Regions from separate parts of the Homo sapiens genome. Here region 1 is linked to region 2. Evidence: chromatin contacts called from ENCODE Hi-C or POLR2A ChIA-PET data. All regions are on one chromosome and are shown on one strand. The core of a region is the stretch at or near the end of the contact, and the rest is flanking DNA. Distances in the headings are between cores, read along the strand shown.

What was found. A loop is a pair of places that touch in the nucleus more often than their neighbours do. ChIA-PET counts read pairs that join two places held with the same protein, here RNA polymerase II (POLR2A). Pooled maps may share reads with other maps.
Region 1: a loop to region 2 is called in a map of endothelial cell of umbilical vein, with 2.1 times the contacts of the local background. The contact joins the promoter of KU-MEL-3 here to the enhancer-like site in region 2. A Hi-C loop is called at or near these places in 1 of 168 maps with a recorded cell type or tissue (endothelial cell of umbilical vein) and 1 of 50 pooled maps. POLR2A ChIA-PET finds 5 or more read pairs at or near these places in 1 of 52 experiments (OCI-LY7).

The regions. Positions count from the first base shown.
Region 1 is chr6:4,607,198-4,613,665 of GRCh38, forward strand. It overlaps KU-MEL-3 (a long non-coding RNA gene), which reads left to right and starts at 3,368. Exons shown (of 2, transcript NR_122107.1): 1 at 3,368-3,615; 2 at 3,781-4,722.
Region 2 is chr6:4,684,333-4,691,606 of GRCh38, forward strand. No RefSeq gene overlaps it. Among named protein-coding and RNA genes, the nearest start is that of KU-MEL-3, 77 kb to the left of the region's middle. Within about 2 kb of position 3,864, at least 8 of the 41 ENCODE cell types and tissues checked have a DNase peak (open chromatin) inside an H3K27ac peak, as active enhancers do; they include endothelial cell of umbilical vein, where a contact is called at or near this core.

The DNA.
Region 1 (6,468 bases), core at 2,118-4,617, 78 kb before region 2:
GCACTTGGAGCTCATCCATCCCTGGTAGGAGCACCCGGACTCCACTCCAGATGGTGGGAAGCCTGGCCAGTGGAGCGAGTTACCAGCTTCCGCCGAGTGGTGAGAACGAATGACTCTAATGTGTGTTTCCTTGGCGGCTTGACTTGCTGCTCCTTCATTCTTGACATTCGGCCAAGATCCCTCCTGATTTTCTAATGATCCCCCTGTAACAGCCTTGGAAATCTCCCACTCACCAGAACTCATGCAAACGTATGCCAGATGAACAGAAAAAGAATATGATCTAATTGTTTTTTCAGGCAAAATGTGCAGTAACCAAGAGCAGGTTAGACCTGTTGAAAATTCTTATAGGCTGGTCATTTGTGAGTCATACTTACATGACCCTGAATTGCCTTGCTTGGGGTTAATTGCATGGTTTGGCCAGCTGCCTCTATAATTGGCTCGATTTGGTTACAGAAGCCACTAAAACAATGATCTGAGGTCACTGGCTGTTTCAGACCAAGGGGCAGCAAAATTGAAAGCAAAGCGACCAGCCAAATTAACCAATAAAAAGACCAATTTGACGCTACACGGGAAATATAACCTTATATAAATCTGGGGAGAGCAATTAGTTTGAAACATTTGCAATTGTTGATATTTGACTGTTTTAATCTTTTAAAAACGGCAATTTTAAACAGCTCAGCCAAATAGTCCCCTTGGTTCTCAAGCAATCACTACTCTAACATTTCAGAATTGTCTGGGCTGGGGCTGGGGAGAAGTCAGCAGGAGAAAGAAACACATCTCTCACCATGCTTCCTGTGGTTCTGACACCTTCTTCTCAAGTACAGTTTAGTGGAAAGAGCCCTGGTTTAAGACTCAGGAGACCTAATTTTAGCCCCAATTGACTTCCTATAGGGCCTTCGACAAGCCATTTCTCCTTTAAGTCTCGTTCTGTTCAACTGAAACAATATCATAAACATTCTCGTGATGCCGAAATGAACTGACGGATGGGAACATGCTTTTTTAAAGTGAAAATTATTACACAGATAATTCATAAAGGCTACACACATTATAGTTATCAACTCCTATTGATATGTGAGTGTGTATACTCCCGCAGGAGAGAATAAACTTTGAATGCAACCATAACTTATTACCCCTTTGTTCCAGTGTCACTTCTGATAGCAAACAATGCCAAAACAGTAACAAATTGCCATTGTATTTTCCATTAGTCATCAGAGTATAAAAGATTTGATAAATAGCGAGAAAACACATTGGCTCTTTCGGGTGGGAAATCCGTGTTATTGACAGTAGCAAATTACATGTCTTTGAAAAAGATGGTGTCACGGTTCTTAGAGATTATTTGCATTGCTACTGAGACATAAGAAAACCTCAAGGAGCTTTTAAAGGCCGTGTCTGTGAGATGAATGGTCTGGTGTCCTCACCCAGCCCCCCTTGTTCCAGCATTCGTGTGACACTGCCGGGCAGCTGCCTTGGCATGAGCCTTCTCTGTCCAAGAACAGACTGCCAGGCCTGAACACGGAGAGGAGGAACAGCCTCTGGGGTATTCCCTGACTTTGGGGAGGCACGATGACCAGGCTGGGGCCTGTGCTTTGGGGGAAAGCACACAAGGAGATCGAGGGTGTTTTTTCTGTGTCCTCTGCTCCTGTCCTTGCCATTGCCTCTGCGCAGCTGCCTCCTGTTCTTTCACTCCGGTGACAGCCCGGGCAGATGCCTCCCTCCAGAGCCGCTGCCAGCCCTACTCCATGGACAGCTGTCGCCACGGCCCCAGGAGAGCAGCGTGACCACCGGCACCAGCCATGAGGAGGGCACATCTGCAGAGAATCCCCTACCCCTGGCTGCGGGCCTGAGGGCTCAGCGCCCTACTGTACAGGACGTTCCCAGCTGGCGCCACTTAACACGAGCCTCTTCTTCACTTGGTTTTTCACCTCTGAGATGTTCCGCTCTGCTGCAAGCAATAGGGTGTTTCACAGATCCATACTTGTCTTTACAATTTCCAGGCTTAGGAAATATTTTTAAATTTTATTGATGACCTTTCCAAAGTTTAAATGAGTTAGCCCTTGGATGTTAAGAGGAAATAGTATTTTAAAGACAAAGTAAAAGAATGCCAAATCTATGAGGACATTATGCTAAGTGAAATAAGCCAGTCACAAAATGACAAGTATTGCTGATTCCACCTATATAAGGTCCTAGATTAGTCAAACTCGTAGAGACTGAGAGTAGAAAGGGGATGCCAGGGACTGCAGAGTGGGGCTAGGGAAGTGGGGAGTTAGGATTTAACGTGTACAGAGTTCCAGTTCGGGAGGATGGAAAGACTTCCGGAGGTTAGGCACAGGGGCTCATGCCTATAATCTCCACACTTTCAGAGACCAAGGAAGGAGAACTGCTTGAGGCCAGGAGTTTGAAACCAGACTGGGCAACATAGTGAGATCCCATCTCTACAAAAAATTTAAAAAATTAAACAGTGTGGGGACGTGAGCCTGTAGCCCCAGCTACTCAGGAGGCTGAGGTGAGAGGATTGTTTGAACCCAGGAGGTTGAGGCCACAGTGAGCTGTAATCACACCACTCCACTCCAGTCTGGGTAACAGAGCGACACCCTATCTCAAATAAATAAATAAATCTTTTTAAAAATAAAAGAATTGGATATGATGTTAAATTTTATGTTATGTGTATATTGCCACAATTTAAAATTTTTTAAAGAATACCAAATCAAGAAGTGCTAAAGTTCATGGAATTACCTATATCAGAGGTGGTGGGAGTCAGGAGTATGGAAAAGAACCCTTCAAATGAAAAGGTTCATGATTATCGAAAACAGCTTGTCCTGTTTTTACCAACTGGAAACTTTCTCTAGGAAAGCAGCTATTCCTAATGGCATTTCTAAAATTATGCAAACACAAAACCAAAAAGAAGGCAGGCACCCAGTAAAGTTATCTAAGACTTTGGTGGGAAAATAAATAAATAAACCTGCCGCCTCACGGTTGTTTCTCCTCACCTACAAGGCTTTGATTTCTGAGATGGGGCCTGAAGCAGGAATTCCTCACACAATGGATGCTCAATTTGTCACAGGATGTGCCTCTCCACTCTCATACCAGATAAAAGGTTAGCCTGGTTTTTCATCTAGCTGTGTCTCCCTCAGAATCAAAACTATCGTCCTCCTCAGTGCTGGATCGAGTCCTTTCATCTTTAATTTGACCAAAATGGAAACCAGGATCATGAGAATTCCTCGGGGCTGGTGTTGAAAGGAATTTCCCCTGCTCTTGCCAGAGTCTCGAGGGGTGGCCTCCTTCCACGGGTGAGTAACCACAAGTCCATGTGACCGAACAAACAGCATATTCTTTTGTTCAAAAGAGAAAAACAACATTGAAGGAAATCAGCTGAAGAAAATTGAGATGAAAGCCAGTCCACGCCTCAGCATCCTGAGGAAATGTTCTTCCTTGATGCTCTGAGCTCTCTAAGAAGTTACCACAAAACCAAACCCATCAGAAGTTTGCAGGACGTCCTTGTTTAGAGCTGGGAAATAAACCACGAAACAGCGCAAAGGAGAGTCCAGGCCTGCCAATGCTTCCGCGAACTCCTCGCCCCGACCTCATCCTTCTCCAGCTCCTACCTGCAGGCCTCAGGTGAGCTCCGGAGTCTAGTCATTCCTGTTGGGAGGCAAGTGTGTGACTGGTGTGCAAGTCAGGTCAGGAGGCTGCCTTGGTGTCCAGCAAGTCTTGTTTGCGGAGGCAGGGACTGCTGGGTTGGGGCACTTCCCGACCCTGTTTCTGCTCTTCTCCCCTCTGCAGGCCTCCTGACCTCCAGGCTCCTTACCCTCCCGCTGGCCTCTGCTCTACACTCATCTTTGTGCCCTGCTTCCAATCATGCCAGGCCTCGGGGTCCCTGTCTCTAACTTCACCATGAGACTCAGGTGCTTCTCTACACTCCACCCTCTCCAACACTGTTTGGAATCTCAGGCTTGGTCCCAATCCTATGGGCTAACTTTGAAAAGACCGCTGTTCATAAGGAGAGAGAAAGGAGGAAGAGATGAGAAAGGAAGACAGAGAAAGAAACTCTATGATCACGGTTTTTCCAAAATTCATGGTTAAATTAGAACTTACTATGTGCAAATATAGAAGCACGGGTCCACAGAGTTCCAGAGAATGAATGCTGACGACTAAGCACCAGCCTCCACTCCCTGCCCCATAGTGAGTATCCCTCCTCTGTGTGCTCATGCTGTGAATCCCCCCCATTCTACCACTTCTCCCCTCATCACTGGCTTGCTGTAGGATCAGAAGTTCCTTAAGAACAAGAACCTTCTCCCAGTGTATCCCCAGCACCTAATACAGAAGGTAATAAGGAGGAGGCATCTGCTAAACGCTTGTTGAAGGAGTGAAATTGAGAGACCAGGAAGGGCCTGCAGGCATTGTGGTGAGCCTGCCTGTTGTCCACGTGGCTGCAGCAAGCAAACATGGGTTTTCCTTGGAAGGACTGTGGGCCATCAACCCATTAATTGCCGAGTTGCTTCTATCAGGGCAAGGCTGTGGAATCCTGTTATCCTAGACAATGAGGTACAGGGTGCAAGCAGATCTGTGTGCTGCTGTCTTCCGGTAAACGGACCAAGTTCTCACTTCCCATCCTCCTCCCCAGTCTCACCCACCCGTGCTCCCAAGAGAGCAATTCATCATGTCAGTGTCTGGTGTTTTCTTGAAGGCCTGTGCTAAATAAAGTGGATTGTTTATAAAGTGGGATTATTCTCCAAGCACAGAAGCAGATTCCTGGGCAAGTTGTTGCGCTGAGTGTAATTAATGAAATGCTTTTTGGACCAAATTGTCCAATGGAATGAGATCACCCACTGCCAGACTGGGTCATTCAGACCCAAAATAGATGGTCTGTATTCAATCCTAGATTTAAAACACACACACACACACACACACACACACACACACGTTGCTTAACGTCCTTCGCATCAGGAAACTACCAGAATACAGCAGACTGCGATTGTTAGAAGTGTAGAGTCAAGGTACCATTTCTAATTTTCTCTTTTTTTCTATAGTCAACACTTATTCAGTGAGCCGAGATCATGCCACTGCACTCAAGCCTGGGGGACAGAGCGAGACTCCGTCTCAAAAAAAAAAAAAAAAAAAAAAAACAAAAAAACAAGAAAATTTTCTATGCATCCAGGTTAACATCTTTGAAGCAGCATTTTCTGTCATCCACTGGAGCACTCATTTAGACAGGACTGCATAACTGCAAAGCACCCTGGGGCCTGGAGCAATGGTGAGCATGAGGCATTGTAACTTAGATGTTGCTTCAGTGAGAAAATGCTTCTCCTTCCTTCCAGAAGGAACCAACAGAAAATGAGAGGAGAAAGAAAAGGGCTGAGAAAAGTAGCTTTGACCACTTAGCAACAGTATTTCAGAATCATTACTCTAGAGAAAACAAGGAGAACTCAAAACTTTCATAGATTATGTCCCACGCAAAGAGTTTGCAGTGACCTTCAGAAACATTTTCAGTGACTTGGAGACCTTCCTGCAATGCTGTGCATAAATCTGTCAGCATTGCAATCCATGCAGCCTTATCATCTGAATTCAAATCCTCCCTGGACATTCTGCAGACTCACCACTTAAATTAGACAACCAGCTAGAAAACACTGTTGCAACACGAAATCCATTCCAAAACTCCACAAAGTGTTGCTCATGGGGGAGATCCATCTGTGAGTCAAAAAGAGATGAGCTCAAAGGATTTGGGGGTTGCCTCTGTCTTCCCAGAATGTAGCCGTTGCCTGGCAGACAGCATTACAACAAGGGCTGTGCCTGCACTTGGGCCAAAGAGCTGTCGCTCCTGCTTTGAAATCTTGGCATGACCTGGAGGTTTCCCTCACTTTCTCCCTCCATAACCCAAACCATGGCCAAAACCCACTTTCTCGTTTTTCACATGGCTGCTCCTACAATGTTGCTGCTGGGAACCCAGTGGAGTACCTGCCCATTGTTCTCCCAGCCCTGGCCTGTCTATGTGGCCTCCTCCCACAAAGAGGTGGCTTTTTATCTTCAGTCCAGAGCAAAAGGCTCAGACAGTTACCACGGAAAGAAATGTCACCATAATGAGCAGGCCCTCCTTTTATCACAGGGTGCTGGGTACTCGACCTGACCTCAGCTGGGCTAGAGAGCCCATGAAGCTCAGGCGGGAGCACTAAACCACCACCCACCTGCATGACCCACCTGCAACTCCTCAGCTGTATCCCTCTTCTGCCCAAGCATCCCATCCTGCTCCTTCCCAGCCAGCATCCTTAGTGACCATGAAGCACAGCCTGGCAAGCTCTTGCCCACAAAGAGTGTAGACAGTTGTTTGCTTCCTCCCCAGAAGGGCAAACCGTAATCACCATGGCATGAGAGAACCCAACCCAGAGAACCCACATTCACATGTGCCTCTGCCCTCATGTGACCTTAAACAGCTAAATGCACATTTCTGATCTCCAATGACATCATGGTCACACA
Region 2 (7,274 bases), core at 2,614-5,113:
GGAGGAATGGAGCAGAGAGGAAGAAACTGATGATGCTGGACAAAAGGCAATTTTTGTAAAAGCTATCATTGCGTTAATAATTTGTGTATAGGTGCGTGTATTTATAATTTTTTCTTTCACTTAGGGATTCTTCAGCTTAGAGAGTCTTTATTTCTGTTGTACTAATATACAGTTACACTTTTTAATAGAAAGAATATCTAATCCTCCATTTGTGAGAAAGTGCCCCAAAGGATGGGCTTAAATGGGTATATGAGATCCTCAGCTGTGCAAATTCTCACAGTCTTAAAATTATTCATTTCTAGTGTTCTCTGTGTATACCAGGTAACACATGGTCACTCCTGCTTATAACCTCAGCTTCTGGCAAGCTGAATTCCTCACAATTCCCCAAAGGCCACATGGTTTCAGGCAGCTGTACCTTGCACCCTCACACAGGCACCTCACAGCAGCAGGGGTGCCTGACTGCTCTGGCTCTCTGATGCGTCTTACCTAAGGAACACCCTCTGGTCACTCTTGGAATCCTCCCTAACCTCTGTAGATTGCTTCTTGCTGTTTTCTTTTCCTAAAGGTACTGTGGAACCCCAGAGAGCGTTATGAACCAAGGATTACAACTAAACCAATTCTGTGAAACTGAGGTCTGTTAAAAACAAAACAATCATGCTAAAAAAAAAAAGTGTATGCTTGCCAAAAATATAAGCAATACAGAAAGGAATAAAGCAGAGATCAAAATTCAACTGAGACCACACCCCCAGAAACAACCATCATTAACATTTTGCACAATGTCCTCCAGAACGCTCTATAATCCTGCATGAAAGAGACCCATCCTAGGACAGAAGAATCACTCCTAGACTAACGTGTCATTGGCTTCCTACAGTGACTACTGCAGGGGGCTTGCCTTGTTTTTTGTATCCCCAGTGTTTAGCACAAACACAGACACTGCAGAGGACCCAAACATGTTGGTCAAATTAACAAATAAGAGCATATGTGGCTGCAGAGCTTAGCAACAGCAAGAATAATGCAGTTCCCTAACATCACTTACAGAGCAAGAAGCAGAGACCCAGAAAGAAAGATGCACTCACCTAGCATTAAGGGAGAGGGTGAAGCACTGGAAGGCTTATGGTCTTTGCTCCAAAACAGATCCAAATAAAGTTGCATTTCAAATCAATGTAGAAAATATATTTTTAATAAATGCCTATGATTCTAGCACTTTGGGAGGCCAAGGTGGGAGGATCATTTTAGCCCATCAACCCGTCACCTACATTAGGTATTTCTCCTAATGCTATCCCTCCCCTAGCCCCCCACCCCCCAACAGGCCCCGGTGTGTGATGTTCCCCTCCCTGTAATGTGATTTTTAACAAAGAGAATGGGTGGACAGAAAAATACTTTCCTTTCTTTTGAGACAGAATCTCACTCTGTTGCCAGGCTAGAGTGCAGTGGCACGGTCTCAGCTCACTGCAACCTCTGCCTCCCAGGTTCAGGCAATTCTCCTGAGTCAGCCTCCCAGGCAGCTGGGATTACAGGTGTGCACCACCACGCCCGGCTAATTTTTGTATTTTTAATAGAGACGGGGTTTCACCATGTTGGCCAGGCTGGTCTTGAACTCCTTACCTCAAGTGATCCACCAGCCTTGGCCTCCCAAAGTGCTGAGATTACAGGTGTGAGCCACTATGCCCAGCCAAAAAAACATTTTGAAAGCTGGAAAATGAAGGCGAAGTAACTAACTTAAGCAAACCTGAACCAACCATAGGTAAAGCTGAGACACAACCTGAATCACATCCTGAACTTCAAAGGCTCAGGAGGCAGCAACACCCAGCTCCTTTGGAAGCAGAGAAAAAGATGGGGCAGAAAACAGAAGGTTTGACTGAAAAGTCTGTTTGAGAAGCAGTTAACTCCACCAGCTTTCTTTCCCAGCTCCACAAAGGGCAGGAGCCTGGAGGGTTTTTTCCCTCTGGAGAGGTAAAATCAAGCCTCTCTGGGCTGGGGAACACCAGGCAGAGATAAGGGCAGGAGTACTGTATGGAAGAAAGGGACGAAGTCAAAGCTGCATGCTGAGCATCTGATTCCCAGCCTTCCTTCCCATCGTGACGCTCAGAAGGCAGACAGCCAAGCTTAAATCCTCCAGGCAGAAGATTCAAAAACTCTTCTCTTGGGAATCCAACAAGTTCATGAGAAAGTCATCATCAGAGGGTTTCTTAACAAAACTGTCAAGCTGGGCCAGACATAGTGGCTCACACCTGTAATCTCCATGTACTGAGAGGTCAAGGCAAGAGGATCACTTGAGGCCAGAAGTTCACAACCAGCCAGGGCAACATAGTGAGACCCCATCCCTACAAAAAATGTTTAAATCAGCCAGGTGTAGTAGTGCACACCTGTAGTCCTAGCTACTTGGGATGCTAAAGTGGGAGGATCATTTGAGTCCAGGAGTTCGAGGTAGCCATGAGCCATGATCATGCCACTGCACTTCAGCCTGGGCAACATATCAAGACCATGTTTCTTAAAAAAACAAACAAACAGGCTGGGCGCCATGGCTCACGCCTGTAATCCCAGCACTTTGGGAGGCCAAGGGGCCGGGCGGGGGAGGCGTGGATCATGAGGTCAGGAGTTCGAGACCAGCCTGGCCAAGATGGTGAAACCCCATCTCTACAAAAAATACAAAAATTAGCTGGGCATGGTGGCGGGCACCTGTAATCCCAGCTACTCGGGAGACTGAGGCAGGAGAATCATTTGAACCTGGGAGATGGAGGTTGCAGTGGGCCGAGATCATGCCATTGCACTCCAGCCTGAGTGACAGTGTGAGACTATGTCTCAAAAAACAAAAAAATGAAAAAAAAAAAGAACAGCCGAGCTGAATCATCTTACAATTAATTCCACTGTCAGTAAAGCCCTCCACTCACCTACTACCACCAGCACCATGCAGAGCAGACTATAAACAGATTTTTGGTGCACCACTCTTAAACTATAAACAGTATAGGCAAGAATCCCAAGATAACTTGAGAAGCATTTACCCTGTTTCATTGATCCTAAGATGCATGTGTCCGAATGAACATCTCTGAAATCCGCCTTACAAATCAATAGTATTGCAAAATCATGGTCAGTCAGGAGGCAGCCGTGATACGGCCATGCAAAATAATTTCGTGGACACTTTCTCGTAAGATTAAGAGCACCAGCATCGAAGGTTCTCAAAGTCGATAAAATACGGTAATCTGAAAGCCAGAGACCAAAGCAAAGTGGAAAAAGGAGGTAAAAACAGAGAAAATAGCCCCCAAACCCTTATTAATATCCTGAGAGAGATAACGGAATACAATATACTCATTTTTAAAAAATATGAAAGAACATTTAAATAATCCTTGGAATTTAAAATAAGGCAGCTTGCAATAGAAGACTAGGTTGGGAAAATTTCCCAGAGAGAAGGGTAAACAGAAAAAGAGATAGAAAATAGACAAGAAAAAAATAAGAAAATTAGAGAACTGTCCAGGAGTTTCAAAAAGAGAAAATAAAGAAACCATCAGCAAAATTATTCAAGAAAAATCTCTCAGAATTGAAAGACATAAGTTTCTAGATTAAAAGGAGCCCACCAAGTCCCAGAAGACAAAATAAACCCACAACAAAGTGCATCATTGTGACATATAGGAACACTAGGGACAGAGAAAGAGTCTACAAACTTCGAGAGAGAGAGAGAGAACAACGCAGGTCTTAAGTAACAAGGCAGAATATAACAGAGCAGAACTTCCAAATTCCAAATTCCAAATTTTAAAACCTAGAATTGAATACTCAGCCAAACTATCAATGAAATGAGATGACACGATAAAGGCCTTTTCAGACCTGCAGGGAAAGAAGTGAAGAAATCACCCAGATAATGGGTGGAGGCAGAACGCAAGATGGCAGATGAGTCACTGCTGTGTGAGCAACCCGTGCAGTTTGGAGCAGATCAGAAGATCCAGAAGAGATTTCTTCAAGAAAATGAAATTAAACATATTGAGAGGTATGCCCAATTGAAAGAGCTGGCATTGAATTAGTTACAAGTATACAGAAAAATAAGCAAATAGAACTGGAAGACAATTATTAACTCTATGGAAAATAAAAAAGTGCAAGAGGAAGGAAACGTAATGATTGTGTACCGCGTGACTCAGCAAGCATAGTCACAATAAACACTGAAAAATGAGCCAGCCAAAATTAGAACTTAACTGGATAAAGAGAATGGAGAAGACTTAAATTGTGTTCTGAGAGACAGGCGGGTAAAAGACGGTGAAATCTTTGTATTCCAGCAAATACTTACTACCCACATTTTTTCTTCAAGAAACATGCTAGCATTTTACATATTTACCAATTTACATATTTTACAAATACGGAAATGAACATGAAAACACTCAGGTGAAAGTTACAAGGAGGTGCTTCTGGAAAGTGGGACAGGGAACTGCTGCAATGTTTGACAATCAGCCATGTTGAGTGATCTTAATATTTGCACTCTATACATACGTGGCTTTAACAAAAGTAAAAGTTAAAGTAGAAAAAAAGGAAAGAAGAATGAATGAGCATGGGCTTTGAAATCATGCGTAGGTTTGACCACCAAGTATAGTTGGCCCTCTGTATCCATGGATTCCACGTCTGTGGATTCAACCAACCGATTTCGATAATCTGATTTCAGATTATTTCCGATTGAAAATAGCTGGAAAAACGTGTCTGTACTGAACATCCCACTTTGAGAGGCTGAGGTGGGTGGATCACTTGAGGTCATGAGTTTGAGACCAGTCTGGTCAACATGGGGAAACCCCCATTTCTAGTGAAAAAAAAAAAAAATTAGCCGGACGTGGTAGAACACACCTGTAGTCCCAGCTACTCGAGAGGCTGAGGCAGGAGAATCTCTTGAACCTAGGAGGCAGAGGTTGCAGTGAGCCGAGATGGCACCGCCTGGGCAACAGTAAGTGAGACTCCACCTCAAAAAAAAAAAAAGAAAAAAAAAGTTATGCTCTCTGGTAGATAATCAGAAATAACATGAAAGTAAATAGAAATGTTTTAAACCATTTCTTCCTCATGTAAGATATTTTCTGATGGAGTCATAAGAAAAGGAGGAAATGTACAGAAAACAGGAGGGCTTTGGAAGAAATTAGGGGGGTTCTACAAAGTGTTTGGGGCTGGGAGCAACTATTCAAGGAATTTCCATTTCCAAGCTACCAACGGTGTATTGGTCCATTCTCACATTACTATAAAGAACTACCTGAGACCAGGCGCAGTGGCTCACGCCCATATTCCCAGCACTTTGGGAGGCCAAGGTGGGTGTATCAACTAAGGTCAGGAGTTCGAGACCAGCCTGGCCAACATGGTGAAACCCTGTGTCTACTAAAAATACAAAAATTAGCCAGGCATGGTGGTGCATGTCTGTAGTCCCACCTATTCAGGAGGCTGAGGCAGGAGAATTGCTTGAACCCAGAGGCGGAGGTTGCAGTGAGCAGAGATCGTGCCACTGCACTCCAACCTGGGCGACAGGGCGATACTCCGTCTCAAAAAAAAAAAAAAAAAAAAAAAAAAGAACTACCTGAGACTGGGTATTTTTTTAATTTATTTTTATTTTTTGAGACAGCGTCTTGCTCTATTGCCCAGGCTGGAGTGCAGTGGCACAATCTCAGCTCACTGCAACCTCTGCCTCCTAGGCTCAAGGCATTATTCTCCCACCTCAGTCTCTCACGTAGCTGGGACTACAGGCACCTGCCACCACACCGGGCTAATTTTTGTATTTTTAGTACAGAGGAGGTTTCACCATGTTGGCCAGGCTGGTCTAGAACTCCTGAGCTCAAGCAATCCACCTGCCTCAGCCTCCCAAAGTGTTGGGATTACAGGCATGAGCCACCATGCCTGGCCAAGACTGAGTAATTTATAAAGAAAAGAGATTTAATTGGCTCACCATTCCACAGGCTCTACAGGAAGCCTGGCTGGGGAGGCCTCAGGCAACAATCATGGTGGGAGGTGAAGGGGAAGCTGGCACGTCTTACTTGGCAGGAGCAGGAGGACCACCAAGAGAAAGGGGAGGTGCTACATACTTTTAAACAACCAGATCTCGTGAGAACTCACTCACCATCACGAGAACAGCAAGGGGAAAGTCGGCGCCCGTGATCCAATCACCTCCCATCAAGCCCCTCCACCAACAATGGGGATTACAATTCCACATGAGATTTGGGCACAGACACAGACCCAAACCATATCCAATGGAAAGTGACAAATACACCACTGCAGTAACTTACTGTGCAGTTACTATGTCGAAAACCTGGGTGAACGCCTCCCACCATCTGAGGTTCTCTTCAGCCCTCCCCCGAGGCTATCAAGTCACCAGCAACCTTCACCTGCCAAGCAGGGTGCCCACCGCTCTGTCCTAGCCTTCTGTGACCTTTCAGCAGCACTGACGTACTGAACGACTCTCTCCATGAACACTTTCTGTCCTGCCTTTCTGACACCATGCTCTGCTGGTGATGCTCCCTTACCATTTCCCCAGGATACCCAGCCACCCTACCCTTCTCTGAGCTTAGCTAGTTGCAGCAGAGTCCTCATGATCCTCCCTCCGCTATTTTTGCCTGTCTCGGGTCATTCTCCACTCAGCAGCTAGAGTGGATCATTAGAAACGTAGGTCAGATCAGACCATCCCTCCCCTTTTTTCACTCTTTTTTATTTGTATAAATGTATAGGGTACAGGTGTAATTTTGCCATATGCATAGATGGTGTAGTGGTGAAGCCAGGGTTTTTAGGGTATCCATCACCCGAATAATGTACCTTGTACACATTAAATAATCTCTCATCATTCACCTCCCTCCCACCCCCTCGCCCTTCCAAGTGTCCATGGTCATCATTCCACACTCTATGTCCACATCTACCCATTATTTAGCTCTCACTTGTAAGTGAATACATGTGGTATTTGTCTGTGTCTGACTTGTTTCACTTAAGAAAATGGCCTCCAGTTTCATCTGCGTTGCAGCGAAACACATGATTTCATTCTTTTTTATGGCTGAATAGTATTCCATTGCATCACATCCCTCTTAATATGCTCCTATGGCTTCCTACTGCACTTAAATCAAAGGCAAGTTCCTTACCCCAGAGCCTACCTAGAGGTGCACCTTATCTGACCCTTTCTCCTCTCCAGACACCCCCTGGCTGTGGTCACCTTGCTGGCTGCCCCTTGTCTTCCAGCTGTCAGCTCACACACCCCATTCTGAAAGAGGGCTCCCCATCACTCACTCTCACACCACCCTGCTTATTTCCTTCATGGTACTTACTACAAATTGGAATTCCTG